3 separate regions of the Mus musculus genome follow, and regions 2 and 3 are each linked to region 1. Evidence: chromatin loops called from intact Hi-C (ENCODE). Cell type or tissue: heart. All regions are shown on one strand.

Region 1 (8,000 bases):
TCCTGTACCCTACTAATGCTCTGGTTATACACAAGAATGACAGCCATGGCTTGCTGCCCCAGCCTCGGCCCAGCATCCCCAGGGCTCCACCAGGTTCAAGACACAAACCTGTGCCTACCAAGTCAACACCAGCTGGCACAGAACTAGGTAGCCAAGGTCTGGGCTAGGCACAGCCATGGGCCAGACAGCAGTATAAGCCACACTCATGCCTCTGCACCAAGGCTTCTCAGAGGAAAGGATTCCAGATAATGTGGCCCTAGGCTCTGCCTGAGTCAGGCAGAAGAGAGGGTCAGTGTGGGACGGGAAGGGGGCAGGCTTTGTCCAGGCATCACTTCTTGGACCTAAGCCCTAGCTGGCCTGTGACCTGGAGCACCTCTCAGACCTGAGCCTTGCCCTCATGCCTCTTCATTGGCTGCAATGGGAGAGGGGAGGTGTGGGTTCTGATCAGGATCTAGGCTGTCATTGGCTGCCTCTGCCTACAGGAAGCGACGGGGGAGATGCAGTGGAATACAATCCCAACCTCCTGGACGACCCACAGTGGCCGTGTGGAAAACATAAGCGTGTACTCATCTTTGCTTCATACATGGTGAGTTCAAGGTTCAGGTAATACACTGAATGAGCACCCTCCACACCAGAGACTCAGCCATCTCAGGGTGCCTTGTCCCCACCCAGCACCAACAGGTAGTGGGAAGGGTTGTAGCCAAGGGCAGTGTGCCCAAGCAGGACAGCCAGTCATGCTGGACATCTCCTGCAGCCAGCTCTGAACGCCTGGCAGGCTGGGCTTATCCAGAGGATGGACAGACTGAGCCATGTTAATCCTCTTTGAAGTCCCACATGCTCATGTGTGTACCTGCAGGCTGCAGGGCATCCATTCCCAAGCATCTTGGCCCACTCACCTCTGCTCTGTTACAGACCACCGTTATAGAGTATGTGAAACCTGCAGACCTCAAGAAGGATATGAATGAGACCTTCAGGGAAAAGTTCCCTCATATCAAACTGACATTGAGCAAAATTAGGAGGTAAGGGAGGGCTAGGCAGATACCCCTTCCCAGCCACCTAACCTGGCTCTGGGCTTTCTCCATGTGTGCTGACAGCCCACAGAACATGGCATAGCCATGGAAGGGTGACTGCTGTCTCATGACATGGATTTGCCCCAGCGTCATGGCTCCCATCCCACCCACAGTTTAAAACGGGAGATGCGGAACCTTTCTGAAGAGTGCAGCTTGGAGCCTGTGACCGTGTCCATGGCATATGTGTACTTTGAGAAGCTCGTACTGCAGGGCAAGCTCAACAAACAGAACCGCAAACTGTGTGCTGGAGCCTGTGTTCTGTTGGCTGCCAAGATCAGCAGTGACCTCCGCAAGAGTGAAGTGAAGCAGCTTATTGACGTGAGTGTGAGGTGTGCACCAGCAGGCACTGGGCCTTAGACGGGGACACAGATGGAGCTAACCCATTCACCCTTTGTTTCCCTCACTGCAGAAGCTGGAGGAAAGGTTCCGGTTCAACAGGAAAGACCTCATTGGCTTTGAGTTCACGGTGCTCGTGGCTTTGGAACTGGCCCTGTACCTCCCAGAGAACCAAGTGTTACCTCACTACAGACGCCTCACCCAGCAGTTCTAGCCCAAACAGTGCACCCCAGAGGGAGGCTGCTTTGGCAGGAAGGCTGAGTAGCTTGGCTAGAGGACTAGTGTTCCTGTCCCTCCTCCAGTAACTGCACTTGCCCCTCACAACCCACGGCAGCTTGGCTTCCTTGGAAAGTTTTTAATTTTGGGGCAGAGCACGCCTTGACCTCGAGACGCTCCCTGTTGAGGGTTTTCCTGAAGCAAGTGAACAGTGTGGGGCTTGGTTTGTTCTTCGTGTGGCGAGACCAGCCTGGCTTATGTTGTGAATCCTGAGGGCCAGCCTTCCTTCTGCCTACCCATGAAACCATTCCTGTAGAGACCTAGGTGTCCAGACCTTCTGAACTTGCTACAATTGTCAGGCTTCTGTCTTCTGGTGCCTCCACCCAGGCAGTTCCCCATCAGCACTATTTTATCTTTGGTCAAGATACAGGATAGGGCAGACACCTTGATTCTGAGTCTGCTCTCACTGCACCTTGTTAAAGCATCTGCCACTGTGAAACCCGTGTCACATGCACAGCAGTGCTTTGGCCAACCCCTGCTGCCTCCTGCCAGCACAGCTTTTCCCTGTCACTGGACAACCACTGACTGTGGGCTCTTGACTTTCCTAAGCAATATCGTGATGGAGAAAAGTCATTATAACTTGAGATTTGGTCTCTATGGGAACAGACAATGGCCCATTCAGGCCTGCTGCTGACTTTGAACCACACTTGATCCTCAAGCAGGAAGGCACCGATCCTGCTACCTACTGTCAATGACTACATGTCATCAGGCCAAGTTGCCCTGTGCCACTGTCATCACTCAAGAGCTATCCTCCACCTCCCCAGGCCTGTTATCCTTCCCTAGAAACTGGTCACCAGCCTGGCAGACGCCAGCCACCGCTTGGTTCCAGTCTCATGTCCCAGAGATGCTCGTCCTCAAGCCTGACACCGACCACCTAGGTCTATCGGATCAGTAACAGCTCAGACAGGAGCTCAAAGGATAGTAAATACGTTTTAGCCTGTCCATGCTTATGCTGGTGTAAGCATGCCACGTTCTCAGAGCATCTTTAGGTGCAATAAGTCGTTCCTGCAAACAGGTTATCTTCAGGGCAGCCCCATCATTTTTTTTTTAAATGAACTTAGATATATATGGCTGACTGATGGGATAAATGTTATTTAAGCTTCTAGATGTAGTAAGGTGTATTCATTTTACCAAGCTGGTCTGCTGTTAGTCCTTCCTAAGCTTCGCTAAGAGCTGCTGGTTTGTGGTATTGAGCACTGTTAAAGCCAACCCTTAAACCAAACACGGGCTAAACAGAGTCCTATAGACTGAGTCCAGAAATCTGAGGTATATCCATGGTGTCCAGCTGGACTGTGACCCAATGCCACAGACCTGGTGCTGCACCCGCAGCGCTCAACAGGACACAGCTGTGTCAGACCTCAGAATGTGGTGTATGTCCAGTAGGTTATGAATGGAAGGTGTTAAAATGTTTTTGTTAAAGTAAAACTGGTTTTTGCAACATACTTCCTTGCTTGTCTCCTTTCAGGTAAGTGTGCGGCCCTTTTCTGGTCACAATAAAAACACCAGCCCTACATAGTAAAAACAGCAAAAGCAGACTTAACTGTCACAGGTACTTAAAACTTTTATTTGTAACAAATTCCCGATTTCTTCTGCTCAAAAGTTCCTAACAAAGGGGAAAAAGTAGTATTAAAAGCTGTATCTCTTGGGAAGTCCCAAGCCACTCAACCCCAATGTGAGATTGTCCCCCACACTTACTTTGAGACAATTCCATCAGCCTTAGCCAATCGGAGAATAGAATCATCTGACTCGCCCTTTAAAATTAAAAATAAATACCTGAGTATCCACACAGAGCTGGCTCCCTGCTTAGCAGGCAGAGCATGCACTATTAAGCCCAAAACCATTCCCACAGGAAGAAAAGGACACCACCATCAGAGCTCAGATGTCACATGAACAGTACAAGGCAGACCAGGTGGTAGAACTCACCATCCTGCGAATGGCCCCGCAGATGCCATAGGTTTTAAACTGGCCATTAAACCGGCCTGTGGTCCTATCAACCTGGGTTAAAAAAAAAAAAAAAGAGGTTGGAAGATTCGACCTCACCCCGATGTTAGTAAACACACCAAGAGCCAGGCTGAGGCCTGAGGGCCTCGTAATTCCTTCCCTCAGGAACCGTCAGGTTCCCAGCTCACCTCGGCCACGTTCATCTGGATGGACGCGTGGTCCTTGGCAGCAATGATGCGGTTGCTTGCGGAGCTGGGTAAAGAGATGCACAGTGCGTTTAATAGGTCGCAAAAGAACAGTGGATGAATGGGAGCGGGGAAAGCGGGCGCGAGAATGACGGGCCCGCAGATGCTCACCATTTCCGCGGCACGTACAGGTCCACAAACTCGCCGGCGTCGTTCTGCATCCTGAGGCCGTCCCTGCAGAGTTACCACGCAGGTCTTGAGACTGGTCAGGCCCGCACTCCGAGTCTGCGGGCCCAACCAGACCCATGGCCCGCAAGCACTCTCGGCCATGTGACCGCGACCTCCCCAACTGCGCCCAGCCCGGCCCAGCCCGGCCCCGCTCGCACACAGCCCGCACCGAGGCCTACCTGCTCACTTGTCCAGCGAGAGCGCAGAAAGGAAGTAGCTCGTGCCTCCGCAGCACTATTGGGCAGGAGGGCGGGTCCTCGGTAAGTGCTTCCGGGTCAGGGTACTCGTATCCACCATACCGGAGGCCTGTTTGTGTGTTTTAACTTCCGCTTCCGGTGCAAAGAAAGCCTGGCTCTTTCCGCACAAAGCACAGGCATCGGTCCCTGTCTCCGCCTCCAGCCAAGACATGCCTTCTTCCTCAGGCCCCGCCTCCATTGCGGAGTCCAGCCCCTCCGTCCTCCGCTGGAGAGGTTGGACTTGGCTTGTCTTCCAGCCGCCCTCGAGGCTAGCTTGTCAGAGGGAGCCCAGCCGCTGCTGGATCCCTGACTCCACCGACCTGAGGCGCCGCCAGAGCCTGGGAGGGGAACGAGCGTGGCGGAGGGAGGCGGGAACGGGAAGACCAATCCTCCGAAGAGGAAACTGAGGTTGGATCAAATGAGCTGGACCGCTGGCTTTCCGCTGCACATTCATTCTCTTCAAGAACCCCCTACTCACCCTGCGTCCTTGCCATCCTGCCCCTCCTCGCCCCAGGCCCTGCCCTACTCCTCTGGCTCCAGCCGCCACCCGGTCCACACGCCTAGGGAAGTGAGTCTGGCCTGAGAGTGCACGCCTTTAATCTCAGCATTCGGGATGCCGAGGCAGGTGGATTATCTATTTGAGGCCACTCTGGACTACACTGAGTTCCCGTCTCGAAAAAGGAAAGTTCCCAGACCACAGTCACCATAATGCTCAGTAAGCCTCTTTGTTTACGAGGTCAGAGAGCAGCCCGGACACAAGACTGCCCACGCTGTTGACGACTCTCCTGAGATTACATTTCTCCGTGAGTGAATCCACTGCTCACTCATCTGTAGAACTTTATGCCTGATATCTCTCTGGGACTGGAGCTGCAGTCTGGAGCTGGGACATACACCCAGTTACATGGTCTTGGGGAGAACCTCCCTGCCATGTGCACACTGACTGGTGATCACCTTCCAAGACTGTCTGTCACGGGGTCTGGTGAAACCGAGGCTACACTTTCCTCCTCACACCTGGAAACCAGTAGTCATGTATGCATTAAGAGTTCCCGCGCAGGGCGTGGTGGCGCACGCCTTTAATCCCAGCACTCGGGAGGCAGAGGCAGGCAGATTTCTGAGTTCCAGGCCAGCCTGGTCTACACAGTGAGCTCCAGGACAGCCAGGGCTACACAGAGAAACCCTGTTTTGAAAAAAATAATAAATTCCCGCGCAGCAGGGGTTATCTTTCAGATTAGGCACAGACACCTTACCCAAGCACCTGTTTTCACAGAGAGCTCCTTTAAATGGGGGTGGGGAAGAGGAGTTAAAGTGGCTGTTTTCTACTTGGTCAGAAAAACACAAGCAAATGACCTTGCAGGTGTAACTTTTAATAAGAGAAAAGGGGGGTTCCATGCTAGACCGGGCTGCACAGTGGTGTATTTTGATTGGATAGGACTTTTAATAGCTGGACTTTGGTAGTCAGCCTCACGAGGAGGAAGTGACCATATAAGGGAGTAGAGTTTGGTGGCTAACTTTAAGAATGGAATCTATCGTGGTTTTTTTTTTTTTTTTTTTTTTTTTTTTTTAAGCAAGGCAAAAGGAATGGGCTAGAAGGGCAAGGCTAGCTGGGCGTGGTGGCGCACGCCTTTAATCCCAGCACTCGGGAGGCAGAGGCAGGCGGACAGCCTGCCTGAGTTCGAGGACAGCCTGGTCTACACAGTGAGTTCCAGGACAGCCAGGGCTATACAGAGAAACCCTGTCTCGAAAAACCAAAAAAGAAAAAGAAAAAAGAAAAGAAGTGAGGATACCAGAGCCTCTGACCTTAGGAAAATCACTGTTCATATCATCCATAAGGCATGTGGACAGGGGTGGTTTTAGTTTTGAGATCTGCAGCTGCTCTGGCTGCATCCGTGCATATTGAATTGAACCCTCAAGGCCTCCTTAGTGGCCACAGATGAAGCAGCCGATGTGCCAGGAAGGAGAGCATGGCCAAAAGGAAGCCCCAGAAATCTTAGTAAACTCCACTCTGCAAATTCAGCACTCCTTGAAAGGGCTGGGACTGGAGTCAAGTAGAAAAGCTTAATGCAAATGATGCTAGGCAGAATGTTCAGAAAGGTCTAGCCTGTGGTAACTGCCAAAAACAATGCCCAGAGCCCACCTAACATGGTAAAAGTAAGATTCGCAAGGATCAAAGAAGTAGTAACTCCACTGCACCTCCAAAATAAATGAAGCAGGAAGGCTGCATGAAGCCCACAACAAGGAAAATTCACATGGCCTGGTGTCCATTCAGTGATTGTCAGATTAGCTGGTCACTAGAGAGAGAGAGATCCAGAACTCACTCAGATGTTAAATTAGCAGACAGGGCTGTGATAAGGGCTTTCACAGAATGTACACCATCTGTTCCAGACCTTTGGGAGAGGCAGGACACTGCCTGCCTGCAGCTTGGCACTAGGCAGATGTGGGCAGAAGATCAAGAGTTTGATCTTAGTATACAAAATAAGACCTTGTCTCAAAAATAAAAATATATATATAAAGAAAGAAAGGAAGGAAGGAAGAATAGGAAAGCTCAAATTTTTAGCAGGAATAAAAGAGTCTAAACTACTAAATAAGGGTCCTCAGCAAGGTGGGGCAGGGGACAGCACACACCTTTGATCCCAGCAGTCAGGATGCAGAGACCAGCAGATCTCTGAGTTGGAGGCCAGCCCCATGTACAGAATGAGTTCCAGGACAGCCAGGGTTGCACAGAGAGACCCCGTACCTTGCCCAGCATCACCCATACTATGCCGCATGTGGCTGACAGCACTTACTAAGTCCTGGTCCAATGTGACAGTGAAGTCATGCACAGGTAAGCACAGTGTGCTCATTAAATCAACTGGTGTAACGGTCGAGTCAAGTCGTTCTAGTTCACCTGGCTGCTTTGCTCTTTGTCCAGCAGGGTTCCTACCCACATCTGGCTGAGGAAAACATGAAACAGAGCACGTGTTCAGTACCCTGATCTTTCTGACTTAAGTCTTGGTCTTCTGTAAGATGTCAGTGAATAACCTTCACAAAAAAAAAAAAAAAAAAAACAGTATTAAGGGGATGGGTGTGGGCAGTGCAGGTTCTTAGGCTTGTGGGAGCAACGGCCTTTACTCCCTAAGCCATCTCATTACTCAGGTAATGACAGAGCTTGCCTCTCACACTGTACTCACTGTGTAGACCAGGCTGGCCTCAAACTCACAGAGATTTGCCTGCCTCTGTCTCCTGAGTGCTGGGATTAAAGGCATGTGCCGCCTCTGCCACCTCTACCACCTGGCAGTTTTAAACCATAAAAAGCATGGGTACAGACAGTGTGACAGTTCATGCCTCTAATCACAGCACTTCCCTTGTTTTAAAACTGAGACAGGATTGCTGCTAGTTCAAGGACAGCCTGGGCTATAGAGTGAAACCCTGTCTCAAAAAATAAAATAAAATAAAATAAAATAAAATAAAACTAGAAAGTATGAAGGGTAAGGTCTGAGGAGATGGCTCAGTGGTTAAGAGCACTGACTGCTCTATAGGTTCAGGGTTCAACTCGCAGCAACCACATGGTGATTCACAACCATCTGTAATGAGATGGGATGTCATCTTCTGGTGTGTCTGAAGACAGTGTACTTACATAAAACAAATCTTAAAAAAGAGAAAGTCGGGCTGGTGAGATGGCTCAGTGGGTAAGAGCACCCGACTGCTCTTCCAGACTGCTCTTCCGAAGGTCCAGAGTTCAAATCCCAGCA
Region 2 (8,000 bases), 210 kb after region 1:
CCCACAACTGAAGGATTACCTAGATTAGACTGGGGTAAGAAGACCCATCATCCACTGTGAATGATTCCAGTCCATGGGCTGAGGTCCTGAGCACAACTGTCCCTCTCATCTCCTTGTTTTCTGTTCCCTTCCATCCTAGAGAAAAACTCTCTAAAGACCAGGATGTGAAAGGGGAGGTGAGATACACTGCATTTTAGGACAGGATTTTCTGAGAAGTGAAACAGTCCATTCTACAGGGACCGTCCTTAAGACAAGAAGTAAACAACTCAAAATAGCTTCAGGAAGTCCCTGAAACTGACCAGACTCACTAGGCCTCAGGAGTATATAAGGAGTAAGAACCACTGAGCAGACTCCCAGACAAACCCACCCACCTGGAAGAGGCTCTCCAATCTGCCGAGCAGTCTGCAGTCTGTGCAGTCTGCCGCAAGCTCCCAGCTTTGTGAGCTGTCACCCATGGTAGAGAAGCCTTTGGTGATGCAGCTCTCTTTGAGTCATTTCCGGGAGGCCGATGCCCGACCTAAGCACACTCCGGGAGAGTGCTGCAGCCCTACTGAACATTCACCCACTGCACAAGACATGAATTAGCTGTGCAAGCTTCCAAGCAGTCCCCAAATCACACACACACAGGCCGTGCACGTGGGAGGAACACACAGCCTTGTAGTCTCACTACCACGCTTAACGCAGATGTCCCGTTTTCAAAGACTACACACGCAGTTAAGTACACGACCACAGGTACAGTATGTTTCCACCTTCCTGAGACAACACGGGTGTCATTTCTGGTCCTGTGCATCTTTGAATACTGAGAAGACTGAGTTAGCTCAGCACAGCACATCTCCCTGCCTCCATGAAAATCTCAGCACTGGGGAAAGGTACACACAGATGGCAGATGACGTTAAAACCCTGCATGTTCAGATGAATCCAAACTGCATGCCACCAACCGCCTCTTTACAGGATTCTGGACTGGCCACGGTTTTCTACCATTTCCTACAGAGGCCTCAGCACTCTTGCAAAACGGGACCAAGATGGTCTGGTCCATCCATACTGCTCAACTGGCTTTAACTCAACATCACCTTCCCTCTAAAAGCAGGAAACTGAGGCCCAAAAGCACGTGTCAAGAAGAAATGATGGAAGAGGATTTGAGCCCAAGAAGCCGGAGCAGCCCTCTTTGCTCTCACACAGTCCAGAGTGTAAACATCACTTTCATTTCCTCAGATGATGGGGTAAGAGCTGCTCTCAAGCTATGCAAATACACGGCTTGGGCTGAGCCCAGAGCATTTCTTTTCTGTATGCTAACTATCCCTATCCCTAGGCCTGGGCCTGGAAGCTTCTAACCTGCATACAATCTAATCTTCCAAGCTGACTGATTCAATCTGCCTGCTCTCTGCTTTTGATTGAATTGTTCTGCTTGGCCTCCTATTCATACCATGGCCTTAGAACATAGGCAATATGTTCTGATCTTCTGGCTCCTTCTCATTCTCTGGCTTGTTCTATTTTCACCTGTGTCTGGCTTCTCTCTGCAACCTGTTTCAGTAAAACTCACACACACACACACACACACACACACACACACACACACACAACCTGTTTCAGTAAACCAATACATACACACACACAAACACACACGCACAATCTTCTTTTCTTCTCACTAATCTTTAAAAAAAAAAAAAAAGATTTATTTATTTGTATGTGAGTACACTGTAGCTGTCTTCAGACACACCAAAAGAGGGCATCAGATCCCATTACAGATGGTTGTGAGCCACCATGTGGTTGCTGGGATTTAAACTCAGGATCTCTGGAAGAGCAGTCAACGCTCTTAACCTCTGAGCCATCTCTCCAGCCTCCTCTCTCATTACTTTTAAGTTGCCTCTCTTTGCTGTGTTGTTTTGTGTGTGTGTGTGTGTGTGTGTGTGTGTGTGTTGCTTGGATGTATCCCATGCCTGACTCATTCTGTCAAATCTTTCTCTGATTTGTCACTTTGTCTGCCCCTCAATTGAACACAGCTTTCAAGCATGGCTGCTTCCTTCTATAAGCTAACCTTCCCTTCATTGTCAGGAAGTGAAGTTGTGGACTAAGAGAGTGTCTGCACTCCAGCCAGCTCATACAGACCAGAAGGTCTTTGGATGTGATTCCTTGCCAGAGCAGCTGAATTAAAATTCCTCTACACCAGAGGACCCCATGTGTACATGCTTACAACTAGACACAATCTGAAAGGTAGCAAATGGATCCTGCCCACAGCCTGTTCTACACAGCATCCCACAGTCCCCCACCCCTCACTCCTTCAGGCCTTTCTCTCCCACACACACTCCATGAACTAGGCTCTGAAGCTTGGCTGCTTTCCTCCAGCTTCAGTTCCGCGCCATTTGCTGGTGCTCATATCTAGCCCTCACTGCACCTGCTGGACACAGTGTGTTCCTCACCTGTAGCTTGGGGACTTTCTGGAAATGTCCCTGGGCTCCAAGCACAGAGATAGTGGTAGTCAAGCGCGATGGTCCAGTAATCTAGGAACATGCCTAAGGCAGAACACCACATACCAAATGGGATAGGTGTTCTTTCCCAAGGCACACAAAAGATGGGGTGTAGGGAGGTGGCGGACACTGAATCCTGCTCCAAGTGACTCCCACTTTGAGACTGGGGAACAGATCTGGCCTTTGGCCAGAGCTGTCTTCTTGGGAGTGTTTCCAGCCAGGCCTCAGTGAGCAGAGGGTACAGGCCTGTGTGTCTCTTTCCAAAGAACACCTGTCCCCACTTCTCTCCATCCAAGGAATGCAAGGATCAGGCTGAGAACCATGCAGAGTGGTTCTCTGCCTGACAGAAAGCAAAGAGGCCAAAGGGCTGTTCCCTCCCCAAGGTGAACTCCAGACTGAGGAATGAAGGGATATCATTCCTTCCCCATTCCAGAGATGGGAGGAGAAACCTTGTGCCCCCCTAGGAAGTACTGTTGCTCAAGAACAGCTACCCAAGAGCCATTACTCTTCCACTTTAATAGGGGACTCAGACTCAGCTCCACACATCATTCACCGTTATGGGGACAGCTCTAATGTTCCAAGCAGCCAAAGTGCCTTATTAATAGGATTGACTTTAGAAGCCTGGACGCTGGGTGTTGGTGGTGCACGCCTTTAGTCCCAGCACTTGGGAGGCAGAGGCAGGCAGGATTTCTGAGTTCGAGGCCAGCCTGGTCTACAGAGTGAGTTAGTTCCAGGACAGCCAGAGCTATACAGAGAAACCCTGTCTCCAAAAACCAAAAAAAAAAAAAACCAAAAAAAAAAAAACCAAAAAACAAAACACCTAACCCCCACCCCCAAAAAAGCCTGGAGACTGGAACCCCAGTCAAAGGAGAAGGACGTGACTCCATAATCCTCTGACCTCCACCTGTACACTGTGGCACATGTACCCATGCATGTAAATAATAATAATAATCAGCAATAGAGATATGTAACTTTTATTGTGTAATTGTTACATGAAACAGCAGGGGGCGTCCAGTGGGCCTTCTAATAGGCATGCAGCCACCCAAATCACTGCACTATACCCTGGCTGGTTGCACCAGGAGCGCACAGTGCTGGACATTGGGATACTATAGCCCTCAGCTAGTGGAGAGAAAGACAGAGTTAGAGTTGGTCCTTGGCCAGTGGTGTCTCTGAGGGCTCTAGCCAGCTGTAGTTCCACTTCAGGATCCCAGGCACACACATTGTCCACACAAAAGCACAGTTCTGACTACATCCTCGTTAGGTGCCAGTGCTCTGTCACAAGGTCACTTGCTCCAGGTCAGGGCAGCTCTCCAGACTCCCACTCTGGGTCACCACTCCCTCCCTGCAGGCCACATCTAGAACGATTCAAAGCTTGCTCAAATTTCCTGACCTCATACTCTTACTTCTATGGAAAGCCCCAAACTTGGAAAGAAGGCTATCTGCAAACCAATGTTTGTTACCTTATAAGAATGGTATGCTTCTGAGAAGAGTCAGAAAAACAGGCGAGGAGATCCCAGAAGAGGAAAACAGAGATCTCATCGCAGACCAAAGGACACCAAAGGCTGTGGGAGCCACCAGAAGCTGGGAAGGTATGAGGTAGCCTCCCCCAGAACTTCGTGAGAGAAGGAAGGCAGCCAGCCACTCTTCACACCTTGACAGAGTGAGTGAATGAAAACTGTTGTCTAATGTCACCTGGGTTGTGGCCAGTCAGGGAAGTTATGGGACACGAATACATTCGCCTAGGCAGAACCTGTGCTATGGATTTTATAGTTTATAGGGTGTACCATGCAAGACTACGGACCAGCAAAGGCCACTTCATTACATGCTAACTCATATGCCACCAGCAATACCTCCAAGTACTACAATGGCCTTGTGACTGTCGAGACAAGATTGAGGAGAGGACATTGCGGGCTGTGACGGTTGAGTAGGATCCGTCCTCCAAGAACGCGCTGTTATTTCCTTTGCTTTCACCACCCACTGGCCTTCTCCTTCTCTGGAACTCCTAGCTCTCCCCAGTGGTCTCATCATGGGCTGGTTAGCACACACACACACATCTTGAGCTGCCTTTGAACTTATCATGTAGCTCAGGCTGTTCTCAGACCGTCTTGCCACATATGCTGCAGAATGTAACTGCAGTGGCGCATCATCAGGCCAGGTCAGAGTGCACGGTTTAAGTACATGACACATCCCCCCTCAGGCCTTCTCAGACTCCCCAGTAAAGGATTCACAGAGACAGGAAGTGAATTGCCAGCCCTACCAGGTTAAGGACCTTGACAGGCTAAACTTAAGACCCACTTCCAAAGATGCACAGGCTGAATTTCTGCCCTGAGCTGAGGTCAGCCAACATCTCCTCTTTGTGATCTGATGTTTGGCGTAGTCCTCCAATACACCTTTGCCTGGAGAAACTGAGGATCTTTGATGAGCACGTTTGACTACTGACTAAAAATGTTGAAGCCAAAAGTGGCACTGGAAAGAGTGACTGTTAAGATCCAGCAGCCAGAGTGCCTGGGCACTGTCTGGACTGCCAATGTGTGGAGTACTCCACCCTCCACCAACCAAGGCTCCTAGTTCATGGCCACACAGACAGCAGCCTGTGGAGCCACACGGAAGGGCTACTATTAGCTTTACCACGTAGCCTCTGTAGCCTCCTTCACTAAGTCACTTCTGCAAAAAGTTAAATGTGGCAAGATCTATAAAACCTGCATTTCTGCTTTCCTCCAATAATCTCCCCTGCTAACTAGGACTTGCCAACAGTGATAACCATTATGTTCCTAAGGAGGATAGCAAGGGTGATCTGGGAAACAGGCGACAAGCGAAGAAAATCCCCACAAGCCTCTGAGGGAGTAGAGAGGCCAATTTCCTTTGGGAACTAACTGGCTCAAAAGAATTCAAGAATTCTGTAAAAGGAACCAGAATTAGGAAAAGCCATCGCGTAAGAAAGATGCCTGGAACCGCGAAGGCAAACAGTAAGAAGCTAAAGTGTCCAAGCCAAAACTTAAAGCTTCCTTTTGTTAAAGACGTCCACACACCCACGCAAACGCCTTCTCTGAGAAACTGGCCCAAACTAAAGGATGAAACTGAGAGACTGCAGGACAAACCTGCGGTGTCTGAAGCCAGGGTGCAGAAGGCGAGGCTCGCGGATACCCAGTGGCCCGAGCGGGGGCGGGGCTGCGCTAGCCTCAAGTCCGCCGCGTGCAGCAAGCTCTGGACAGCGGTGCGGGCTCTGGAAATGGCACGCACACTTTGGATGCGTTCCTTTGTGCAGGGCACCGCAGTACCTCACAAGAGCGGCCAGCTCGCCGCAGCGGCGCGCCTCCAGGCTGCCTGCTCCCCCTTCTCCACTCGCCAAGCATCGCGCAAAGGCGCGCGACCGTCGCTACCACGGCTGTCAGCAGAGCGCGACAAGCCCCCGCCCCGGCTGGAGGGGCCGCGGGCCCTGGCGTCTCGCTCTGTTGCGTCTGCTGCCTGGGGCGCTCTGGGAGAAGAACGCGCAACGCGCTCCGGGGTCCCCACCCCCTGCGGCCGCCGGGCCCCCGCTGCCAGTGCCTCCAGCAAAGTTGGCGCAGGCTTTCCTGGGGGCGCGGGGAGCCGCCGTCAGGGCTCCGTGCGGCGGGCTGTGCCCCGGCTTTGTTCGTGCCCCGCGCCCACCCGCACTCTGTACCCCCTCGGCCATGCCCACCTTCTGGATGGTCTGCTGAGTGACCTCCCCTTTGCCTCTCGGCCGCGCCGACGCGAAGGCCACGGACATGGTGGTGGCGCGGACTCAGCCCGTGATCATTGGGGTTTATTCTCCGGCTGCGCCCCGCGGCCCGAGGTGCCCATTCTCCGCAGAGCGGGGGCGGGGACACGGGGGGCGCGGTGCCGTGGGCTCGCCCGCCTGCCTGTCGCCAATGCGCGCTCGAGTCCCCCGCGTCCCCACGCCTTACGCGACTGCCTCCCAGGTCAGGATACCGCGCGGAGGCCCCCTGCACCCGGCCTGCGCTCTTCGTCCAGCCGGTAGCCGGTACACCGCCCCCTGTGCTGAGCTTCGGTGGTTCCGCCCGCCCTGCCCCGCCCCGCCGTGCCGCACGTCCCCCTGACGCCAGACGCCAGCAGCGTGGCCCGGGAGGGCGGGGCGCTGACGGTGAGTGTGCGCTTTTGAGCGGCGGCGGCCCGAGCTAGTGCGTCCGCAGTGATGAGCTACGACCGCGCCATCACCGTCTTCTCGCCCGACGGCCACCTCTTCCAAGTGGAGTACGCGCAGGAGGCGGTCAAAAAGGGCTCCACCGCGGTGAGCCGGCCCGGGGCCTGAGCGACGGGGTGCAAAAGGAAGCGGGGCACGCAGACCTGGGCGCGGGGGCCGCGCTATCTGCTGGCGGCGGGTGGACCAGGAGGTGACGGGAGCTGAATGGTGACGACGTAGGAAGGGCACCAGGTCGCGGGGACCGCGCCGCGCTTCCCGGAGAGCCGGGCGATTTTTTCTGGCTTCCCCACTGCGGAGCATCTAGGCGAGCGCATCCCCGGGGCTGGGCCGGGGCCATCTTGGTGCTGTGCGCGCGGCGCGGACGGCGGAGGCCGCAGGTGCGCGCGGGCGGCGGGAGGCTGGCTGTAGCCGGCGCCGGCGGGGACTTGGGGATCTGCGAGCTAGGCCCAGGTGGGCGTTGTGAACAAAGGGCGATTCGTCGGCCCTGCGATGGTGACAGGCTGCTTCCGGGTCCGCATGCGCCACCGACGCCGTGTTCTGGTTCCGGTGGGCCCTTCTCACCGCGCCCCAGTTTTGTTCAGTCCTTAGCACTGTTTGGAAAAGGACTCCCCACACCTGTAAGCGCCAGCAGTGAGACAGTTTTAGTTTTGGTTTTTGTTTTTCCCGAGTCACCGGATCTTCCGGAACACACGTGGTTCCGAGTCTTGAAACGCTTACATTTCCCAGGTATTTTATCTCCTTGAAACTAAAACCCCAAAGCTTTTGGTGACCCAATCCACCCAAGAACTCTGGAATGACAGGGCTTGGAAGTGCAGGCCTGTATAATCCTGGCATTTAGAAGGTTGAGGCTCGAAAAATCTCACAAGTACAAAGCCAGCCTGGGCTTCTAAATCTAGAGACCCTAAAGACTTCTAAAACTATAAAGACTCTTTGTGGTTGTGTGTGTGCATTATTAATTTATTATTTTAAAAGTTATTTTTATGTGCGTTTGGCCGTTTGTCTATATGTATATATCTGTGTGAGAGTGTCAGATTCCCTGGAACTAGAGTTGCCATATGGGTGCTGGGAATTGAACCTGGGGTCCTGTGGAAGAGCAGCCGCTGAGCCATCACTCCAAACCCAAGAGATACAGCTAGTGAGAAACCGTCTAACAAAAGAAAAACCTGTGAGGCCAGTGAGGTGGCTCCCTGCACTGCACCTGGTGACATGCCTGGAATCCCAGTCTGGGAGGCAGAGGCAGGAGGATACACTGGGCTTGCTGATCAGTAAGTGTAGCAGAATCTGTGAGCTTCAGGTTCAGTGTGAGACCCTATCTCAAAAAACAAGTTGGAGGGCTGGAGAGATGATTTGGC
Region 3 (8,000 bases), 140 kb after region 1:
CTGATGGAAGGGTGCGGCAGCTGGCCCCCCAGCCAGGACAAGGACAGCTAGCCGGTTGCCACGGAGATAGTCAGACTGACCAGGTTCTGCAGTTTTTCTGGGGGCCTGGCCAAGACTAGCTCAGAAACCCACCACCACCCACACCCTTACCTAAATCTCCAAGATCAGCCCCTCTCCAAGAGACAAGCCTCAGAGGGACACAGCTTACCTAACCTGTTTTTGGACTTTGAGCTACAGGGCCCTGCCATCTGGGCAGAATAACCACCCAGGTTGGGCTGGGCATCCCTACTCAAGCTGTGTAGTAGATGGGCTGACCCTGGGGCCGGGGTGGCATTCCAACCACCTGTCTTCCAGCTGTGGCTGAGGAGAGCCTTGAGTTCCTCACTTCCGCTTTTACCTCTAGGTAAAAGGTGAGCTGACAGGTACCTAACACTGCTCCTGGCTCTCTGCCCCCTTTAGGAGCTGCTGCCACCTTTCAGCAGCCTCAGGTGCAGGGCTGGGTGGCTCAGCATCCCTGTCAGTAGGGGAGGGGCTCTCTCCATCTTCGCCGAGTGGCAATGTCCTCTAGGATGGACTAGTAGGGTGTAGAAAGAGGAAGAGTTGGCTCTGCGCCCGGCCATGACAGTGCAGATAGTGATAGTCAAAATGCCCCCAAAGTGTTTCATTATGTCCATGTCCCTTCCAGTTCCCCCATGTCAGCAGCTGACCAGGGAGACGAATGTCATTGCTCCCACTTTACGGATGTCAGACTGGGTCTCAACCCAGTTAATGCCTCCAGAGGGCAAGGCACAGAGACGTCTGATGGACCAGCAGTCTGGCTATGCCCAGACTCCAGACCAGGATCTGCCCTGAGTTTCCTGAAGGGGCTATGGCTGAGGGCCACAAGATCAGATTCCATGTCACAGGACCCCTGAGTAGCTGTAGCTTTGAGTGCTCTCAGCATCTGAGAAGTGCCAAAGGACTGTTTGGGGAGTGTGTTCCTTCCTGAACAGCTCCTGGGACACAATGGGATGCCATGAGGGTGCTGCCCCACCCCACATGGTATAAATAAAGGATACATCCAGTCCCAAGTGCTAAGTGGAGGTGGGAGATTACAGGATAGATCCTGGAGGTCAAGCCAACTCTGAGGGCTTAGAATGGAGGCCAGAGGCTCCCTGACAGAATCCCTCTGTCTTCTTGACTAGGGCGGGAACTACCCCTTCCTCAAGGGTGGGCCATCTGCCTGTGTCTCGCAAGACCCACGCAAGGCCTCCCTTGACCACAGCTGGCGCTGTGGGTGGTCACAGCCAGATAGCAACACGAACCCCATCATCCTGTTTTCCATCCTCACCCCTGACGGAGGCAGAACAGAGATGATCGCTCCCCATTCCAGAAGGGAAACTAAGGCTCAAGAGCAGCAGCTCGCCCAGGGACAGGCTACCAACCACCCACCCTCTGCCCTTCACCCACTCCACTCTTACCTCTTTGCCAGAATGCTATCTCTTCATCTCAGCCTGTTTGTCCGCCAGCTGGGCCAGGGTGTGGCATCCAGGAACTGGGGTGCCTTGTATGTGGCCCCACCTGGCCCCTGCTGCTGAAGCCAGCCTGAGGCCATCTCCACCCCAGATTCCCAGGTCCCTGGCAGAACACACTTCCAGCTCTCTTCTCAGCCATGCCATGGAATCTTCCGTGGGGACAGGAAGTAGGCTGCCAGTGGGCAGCCTGACCACAGAGGCCTGGACCGGCTCACGTGGCTCGGCTGATTCTTCTCAGTCAACTTTCAAGTCTCCTCTGCAACGTGACGATGCTGGCTTCCCTGTCGGGGAGGGTGGGTATTTTTAGGTTGAACCCGCCTCGTGAAGAGACAAGTTATCAATAGCAGCAGAAAAGGGCTTTTTCTTATTCTTTTTCCCCCTGTGGCTTTGGGACACGAACAAGCTGCACCTATTAAACTCTGCCAAAAGGAAGCAGGAAAAGTGGTGTTCCCCATTAAACTTTTCACCCCAAAGTTCCTTCTATGTGACAGCAAGCCCAAGCCATCCCAGGCTAACCCCAACACTCCTTCCTCTTTTGGGAAGCTACCCTAACAACCTTCCTAGTGACAGGTCCTGTAGAGGTCAAGGAGTGAGGATCCAGAGGAGGTGGAAAAGGAGGCCCCACAGACTCCCTTCTAAGCACCAAGGAAGCTACTGGCCCGTTTCTCATTTCCCAGTTCTGTGTGCCCCACTGTAGGCTGAGTGCCCTAGAGTGGATTGTGTCAGCTAAATGCTCAACTACTCATGGCAAGTGATCAGGAGGCCCCCAGGAGTCTGCCTACCTGAGGTCAGGAGGCCTCACTTGCTAGTTAGCTACTGTTTCCTGAGATCAGAGGGATGTGTGAAAAACCGGTCAAAGCCAGCACGCTTCTTCCTCCCCCACAAGGCTGACCAGAGTGTGTGGAGGCGCCTGCACGCAAAGAGCCCAGCTCAGACCCAGCATGTGCGAACACTGAGATTTTCTTGACAGGTCACTAGAATGGCATCCTGCCTTGCTGAAGGAAACATTTGAGCCGACTTGGCTGCCTGCCCTTCAGGAATGGTTAGCAAGCACTCCATTTCTGAAGAAGCCCAGAATAACAAAGGCTTCAACAAAATAGAAGTGTGCTTGCTCCCATGTGACAGGAGCCCAAGCTGCCCTGTCTCACTCCTGCTTTGCTGTATAACTCAACAAAGGTTCCTTCCAGTCTCATGTCACGCCATGGCCCAAAACAGTGGCTGGTGCTCTAATCATCACACACAGCTCTAACCAGAAAGGAAGGGATGAAAAGAGGGAGGAAGGATAACATTGCTGCTCCCGCCCCCAAGATAAATCAGCTTGAAAATCTGCCCCAGGAGCTGAGGAAAGTTCAGCCAGTGAACCAGTGTGTCCCTCTTCCCAGCTGTACTCTGACTGGTGGAAAGTGGGTTTCTCTCTCTTTTCCCAACATCCATTTCTCCACTTACACTTCACTAGCCAGGACACCATCCCCTGCTACTTTGACAAGGCTGAAGCATTCTACCTGAGGGTGTCACTGGCCTAAGTAAAACAGGCTCAGAAGAGATGATTACAGTGGTCACTTGCCTAGTAGGCCTACCTGCTGGCCTCACCTTGAGTAGTGTCTGAGACTGTCCACCCCCACCCAGGCCCCAGGGGCTGGGACTTCAACCCCCACACACACATACACTAAAGCCCATAACAATGGAATTCCACGATACCCTCCTGGGCCAGTGTGGGACGGATGCCAGCCAGACTCCATCTCATAGTCTTTAGGGCAACTCCATACCCAGCATGGAGCTGGCCCAGGGAACTATGGTTCCTTCTTCCTGGCTGTACTGGAGCTGATGGAAGATGGGTCCCTGTCTTTCTTCCCAGTATCCCCTGAGCACCTGCCACACACTGACCCTGCCTTGGACCCTGAACACAGATGCAGAATACACCTGAGCAAAGAGAGGTCCCGGATCCTGGTCTAGGATCCACAAGTCCCAGGGACCCATATCGGGTGGCAAGAATATACGCACATCCTCGTGCAGGGAACTGGCAGGGCAGGAGAGAACTGGAGGAGCGACAGCTGGGCTGGGTTAGATTTAGCTTGCTGAGAGCCAAATGCGTTGGCCGGAGCCGCTGGCTGGGCCTCGGTGCCAGGGAAGCTGCATACCGGATGGGAGGGGCAGGTTAAACACGCCTGGGGAGCCTAGATGGAGAGCAGAGATGAGGCTCAGGACAGAGAATGGAGGTTTCTTCTTTCCGGTAGTAGCCCAGGCCAGGGAGGAAGGCTAGCCAAGGCCACCCTCCCTCCCTCCCTGGCACCAGCATGCTTCCTCCATAAGGTGGAGCTAAGGACATAGGGGAAAGGCAACCTGGTAACTGGAGTCCTTCTGGGAGAGGGTATGCACCCTTACCCCATCTTGGGAGAGGCAGTCAAAAAAGACACAGCCTGCCGGGGCGTAGTGGCACATGCCTTTAATCCCAGCACTCGGGAGGCAGAGACAGGTGGATTTCTGAGTTTGAGGCCAGCCTGGTCTACAAAGTGAGTTCCAGGACAGCCAGGGCTATACAGAGAAACCCTGTCTCTAAAAAAAACAAAAACAAAAATAAAAAACAAAAAACAAAGAAAGACACAGCCAAGGACCTAGTGGCCACTGCCTGTGTGCCGGGCTGGGTTACCACAGAGGTCAGGTGCCCTGCCCTGGCTCCTGACCTGTGGTTGAGAGGATGTGGTAGTCTCTCACAGTGTTCTAGTCTAGCCAGGAGCCTCCATGGAAGCAAGCCTATGCCAGTGTGCAAGACCCAAGCTGGATTTACTGCACTGGTATCACTATCTTGAAATTCTTCGGCCACATTTCCTTCTCATAGCAAAATGTACAGCCACGCTATAGAAGGAGTGGGCTGGGCAATGGCTAATTCCCCAACCAGCTCCGTGACTTATCCCCTGCAGGGATGGGGATGGGCCAGGCTATCAGGTTGAGGTTGTTTGGGGAAGATCTGGAGGGGCTTATAAAGGGCCTCATTCTGGTCGTGTTGCCAAGGCTGGGAGAAGTCAGGAAATCCAAGACAACCTTAGCCATGGCTCTAAAGTGACTCAGGGATAGGCCTCCCCAGAGCACCCGTGGAAGACAGAGTTAGCTCAGGGCTTCCCCAATACCCTGGCCTGAAGAGCAGCCTGGCCTTCTGAGCCCTTGGCAATAGGAGATGGTGCAAGTAGATCCTACAGACAACCCAGGAAGGACAGAGCCCAGTGTCCACATGGGATGGGTTTTTACCTGTCATTTGCTCTGTGTGCCTCCATCTTCCTGGGGCTTGGGAAGGTATGTGAAAACCTTCCGAGGGCACCCGGTCATCTGCACAGGATCCATCTAGGAGCTACCTAGACTCCTCCCCATCAGCAGGCTGACCTCAGACAGGTGCACTTGAAAGCCAGATGCAGGGTTTGAGTACAGACCCTTTACCTACCCCTGGACTGTGTGTTGAGATATGAGCCTAAAGGTGACACCCCAAGGAGAGAGGCTCGCCAGGAGAGCAGAGTCAAGAGGACAAGGTAGCAGTTAGGCTCCTAAAGCCAGCCATTCCTAACGAGGTGGATGAAATGACCCACTTTCTCCACTGGGCATGCCTGGCCAGGATCCCCCTTCAAAATGTCACACAAGTCAAGAGTAGTGACACCTTTAGTCCCAGAACTTGGGGAGGGAGAAGCAGGTGGATCTCTGTGAGTTAAAAGCCAGCCTGGTCTACATAGAGAGACCCTTTCTCCAAACAAACAAACAAACAAACAAACAAAAGACAGAGTCTAGCCTCCTTCTCAGTTATCAGGCTCAGCACTGCCGCTTCCCACACATGACCACTGTTGTCCCAACTGGAACAGGTAAGCACTAGCTCCGCCCGGCTGAGTTCTGTGGAGCAACAGCTTCATCTGTCAGCAACCTGTGCAAGCCCTCATAGGTGCCAGTCCTCACTCCAAAGCCCACCACCAGCACCTCAGCCCCACTGTCTTACACAAGTCTGGGGGCCTTAGGAGACACCCTGTTATGTTTTCCTGTTGTGTCCTGACTGTGTGGGCTATGAGCATGTCAGATAAATGGATGAATGTGTGGGATGCAGGTATCAGCAAGGATCTCAGACACCCACCCAGCCATCCTAGGCCTCTATGGAGATAGGACATATTCCTGTTACCAGCTTGTCTCTACAGCTCAGGTCAGATTCATCCTGTTGTAACCTTACACACACACACAAACACTCTCTCTACCTACTCCCTCTCTCTCTCCCCCGACCCCGCCAGCTTCTGAGGCCCCATCCTTCCTCTCTTGAGGAGCCAAAGACTCGCCTTCATTAATTGCATTCTCAGCCCTACCCTGAGCAGTTCCTCCCATCTCTATTTTCCTGGCAGGGATCTGTTCCCCAAGGAGCTGCCTGGACTCCCAGGGGACATCAAGAGTAAACAGAGCCACCTTACAGAGGGCAGGGTCTTCCAAGCAGTCCTAAGCCAACAGTCACTCAACTTCCTTTTATTTTTATTTTTTAAACTGTGTTTCTGAGGGCTGTAGAGAGGGCTCAGGGCTCTAAGAGGAGTTGAGGAGTCCACATAACTCTGGGGTGGGGGTTGGGGGCTGGGCATATTCACAGAAGTATGAGCACCACACAGGTCACAGGGCACAATGGGGAACCCTGGAGAAACCCTGAGGGCACCCTCTGGGGTGCTGGTTGGCTGACCCTGATGTGACTGGGAGGGGGTTTCCTATGGGGTGCATAACAGCTAACCCCACTAGCATCCGTGCTCCAGCTGGGTAGAGTGCTCTTCTGCCCAGCAGTTAGACTCCAGGACAAGCCCAGTGGGCCAGTCCAGCAGACTCTCCCCCAACCAGGACAGGGGAAAAATGGACAGGGGATGCCTGGTCCTCCCATGACCTTAGGTGCTGAGAAGAGGACATTCGTTGGCTACATGGAGTAGCCTGATATGATTAGTCCCCAACTTGACCATCTAGTCTTGCACCATCAGACTGGGGTCTACATCAGAGGCAAGAGTCACCTTGTCATGGTGTTGTCACATGTAGAGTGACTGCAGTGGGGTGCAGGAGATGGTCAAGCAGAGGGCAGGAACCCAGAGATATCAGAAGATAAAGCATTCAGGCTGGACAAGGCCATGATGGCAGTCAAACATACAGGATATGGAACCTAGACCTTTAGAGAAGATGGGAATTTCCAGAACAGAGAGCAGGTTACCAGACACAGCCAGACACAGGTCAAGAGTTCAGACAGAGGCCCAGCATTGCGGTACAGACTTTTAATCCCAGCACTGAGGGATCAGAGACAGGTGGGTCTCTCAGTTTAAGGTCAATTGGGTCTGCAGAGTGAGTTCCAGGTAGCTAGAACTATACAGAGAAACCCTGTCTCAAACCTCCCCTTCCCCAAAGACTCTAGACAGAGGAATGTCTTAGACCTACCTAGCAGGAACCAGGCCAAGGGCATGGAGGAGCTCAATGTGGGTACTAACTGGGCTGTTGGGAGAGGACTCAGTGAAGACAGGCAGAGTTGAACAGATCACAAGAGGCTGTGCCTCCTTTCTCTCCAGAGCAGGGCCCTCCATCATAGCACCTGTCCCCATCTCTAGAGATGAAGAGGTCTGAGAACTGGCCAGTGCCCCTTTGTTGTGTGACAGTCACCATTCACAGCTGCCTAGAACAAGCCACAGTCTGATGGCCCCAGAAGAGCACTGACATGAAGAGGTTTGGAGCTTGGCTGAGTCGGTAGGCAGGCTTAATGTTGTCACAGCATAGTCTGGGAGGCTTCACTAAACACTCCAGGGAAAGAATTAGAGGCTTCTGGCCATGGGCTGGGCTCCATACCATCATAGGGCCCCACACCAGCCCATATTCTGCCTGGAAGCCCTGGAGGCTCTCTGCAGTAGGGCTGCTTCCACTTCTCTCCGGCTTTCCTGTGTGGTTGTCTTGGACTTAGCACTCAAAGGACAAGATGCCTGCAGGTGCCAGGGCTGAGGTCAAACAGCTACAAGTACTCATCAACTACCCAGACTCTGAGAGTGCTAACATGGTCTGTAGTGTCACCTCAGGGGACAAGTGGCCTTCCAAGACTCTGTCTTCTGTTATGCCACAACAGCTTCTCCAGTAGCTTCACTGTCAGCTGTGACATCACTCTCTGTATTACCCTATAGGCAGTGTGGACCCAGGTTCTCAGAAACTTGGCACAGCTGCCCCAAGACCCCACTACAGTACCTGTTCTGCCGAGGTCATGTCTCTGAGAGACGGTGTGTGAGCTCCTGATACCAGCACTGGCTACTTGGCTGAATGGCCATCCCAAGGGCAGCTGCAGAGGTAACTGATTGCAACCAGGCTTGCCAACAACTCCCCACCTCTGTTTTCTCCCTGGTCATTATGGAGTTTGAATTATGTACACCCACACCACGGCCAGGGCAGCTACATGACTGTCATAAACAGACTAATGTGGCAGACTCTTAAGACAGAGAGAAGGGAACAGGAACTGGAGGGAGCCGC

What was found. Peaks named below come from ENCODE experiments on the same cell type or tissue, not always from the same donor. Only the 100,000 strongest peaks of a DNase experiment are listed, where the experiment ranks them.
Region 2: it touches region 1 in a loop (4-fold over the local background); 5 of 42 quality-filtered maps call a loop at or near these places.
Region 3: a loop joins it to region 1, with 2.7 times the contacts of the local background. A loop is called at or near these places in 4 of 42 quality-filtered maps.

What each region holds. Positions count from the first base shown.
Region 1 is chr2:180,253,663-180,261,662 of GRCm38, reverse strand. Rps21 (ribosomal protein S21) reads right to left here and starts at 4,284. Exons shown (of 6, transcript NM_025587.2): 1 at 4,216-4,284; 2 at 3,980-4,042; 3 at 3,812-3,875; 4 at 3,606-3,677; 5 at 3,378-3,433; 6 at 3,219-3,285. The coding sequence starts at 4,029. The coding sequence ends at 3,276. It overlaps Cables2 (CDK5 and Abl enzyme substrate 2), which reads left to right. Exons shown (of 10, transcript NM_145851.2): 6 at 1-147; 7 at 483-586; 8 at 913-1,019; 9 at 1,184-1,388; 10 at 1,480-3,124. The coding sequence ends at 1,620. It overlaps Mir3091 (microRNA 3091), which reads right to left and starts at 4,127; the gene lies at 4,052-4,127. In heart, no CTCF peak of the experiment used is centred here; DNase peaks (open chromatin) are centred at 402, 4,522 and 5,262; H3K4me3 peaks cover 2,653 bases; H3K27ac peaks cover 2,279 bases.
Region 2 is chr2:180,041,013-180,049,012 of GRCm38, reverse strand. Psma7 (proteasome subunit alpha 7) reads left to right here and starts at 6,549. Exons shown (of 7, transcript NM_011969.2): 1 at 6,549-6,735. The coding sequence starts at 6,640. Ss18l1 (SS18, nBAF chromatin remodeling complex subunit like 1) reads right to left here and starts at 6,530. Exons shown (of 11, transcript NM_178750.5): 1 at 6,145-6,530. The coding sequence starts at 6,213. In heart, CTCF peaks have their summits at 3,467 (motif pointing right) and 6,463; DNase peaks (open chromatin) are centred at 3,526 and 6,562; H3K4me3 peaks cover 3,136 bases; H3K27ac peaks cover 2,447 bases.
Region 3 is chr2:180,109,931-180,117,930 of GRCm38, reverse strand. Gm46782 (a long non-coding RNA gene) reads left to right here and starts at 7,180. Exons shown (of 3, transcript XR_001783600.2): 1 at 7,180-7,235; 2 at 7,661-7,820. It also overlaps a transcript of Osbpl2 not described here. In heart, a CTCF peak has its summit at 3,832; DNase peaks (open chromatin) are centred at 190, 330, 1,690, 3,590 and 2 weaker places; H3K27ac peaks cover 1,619 bases.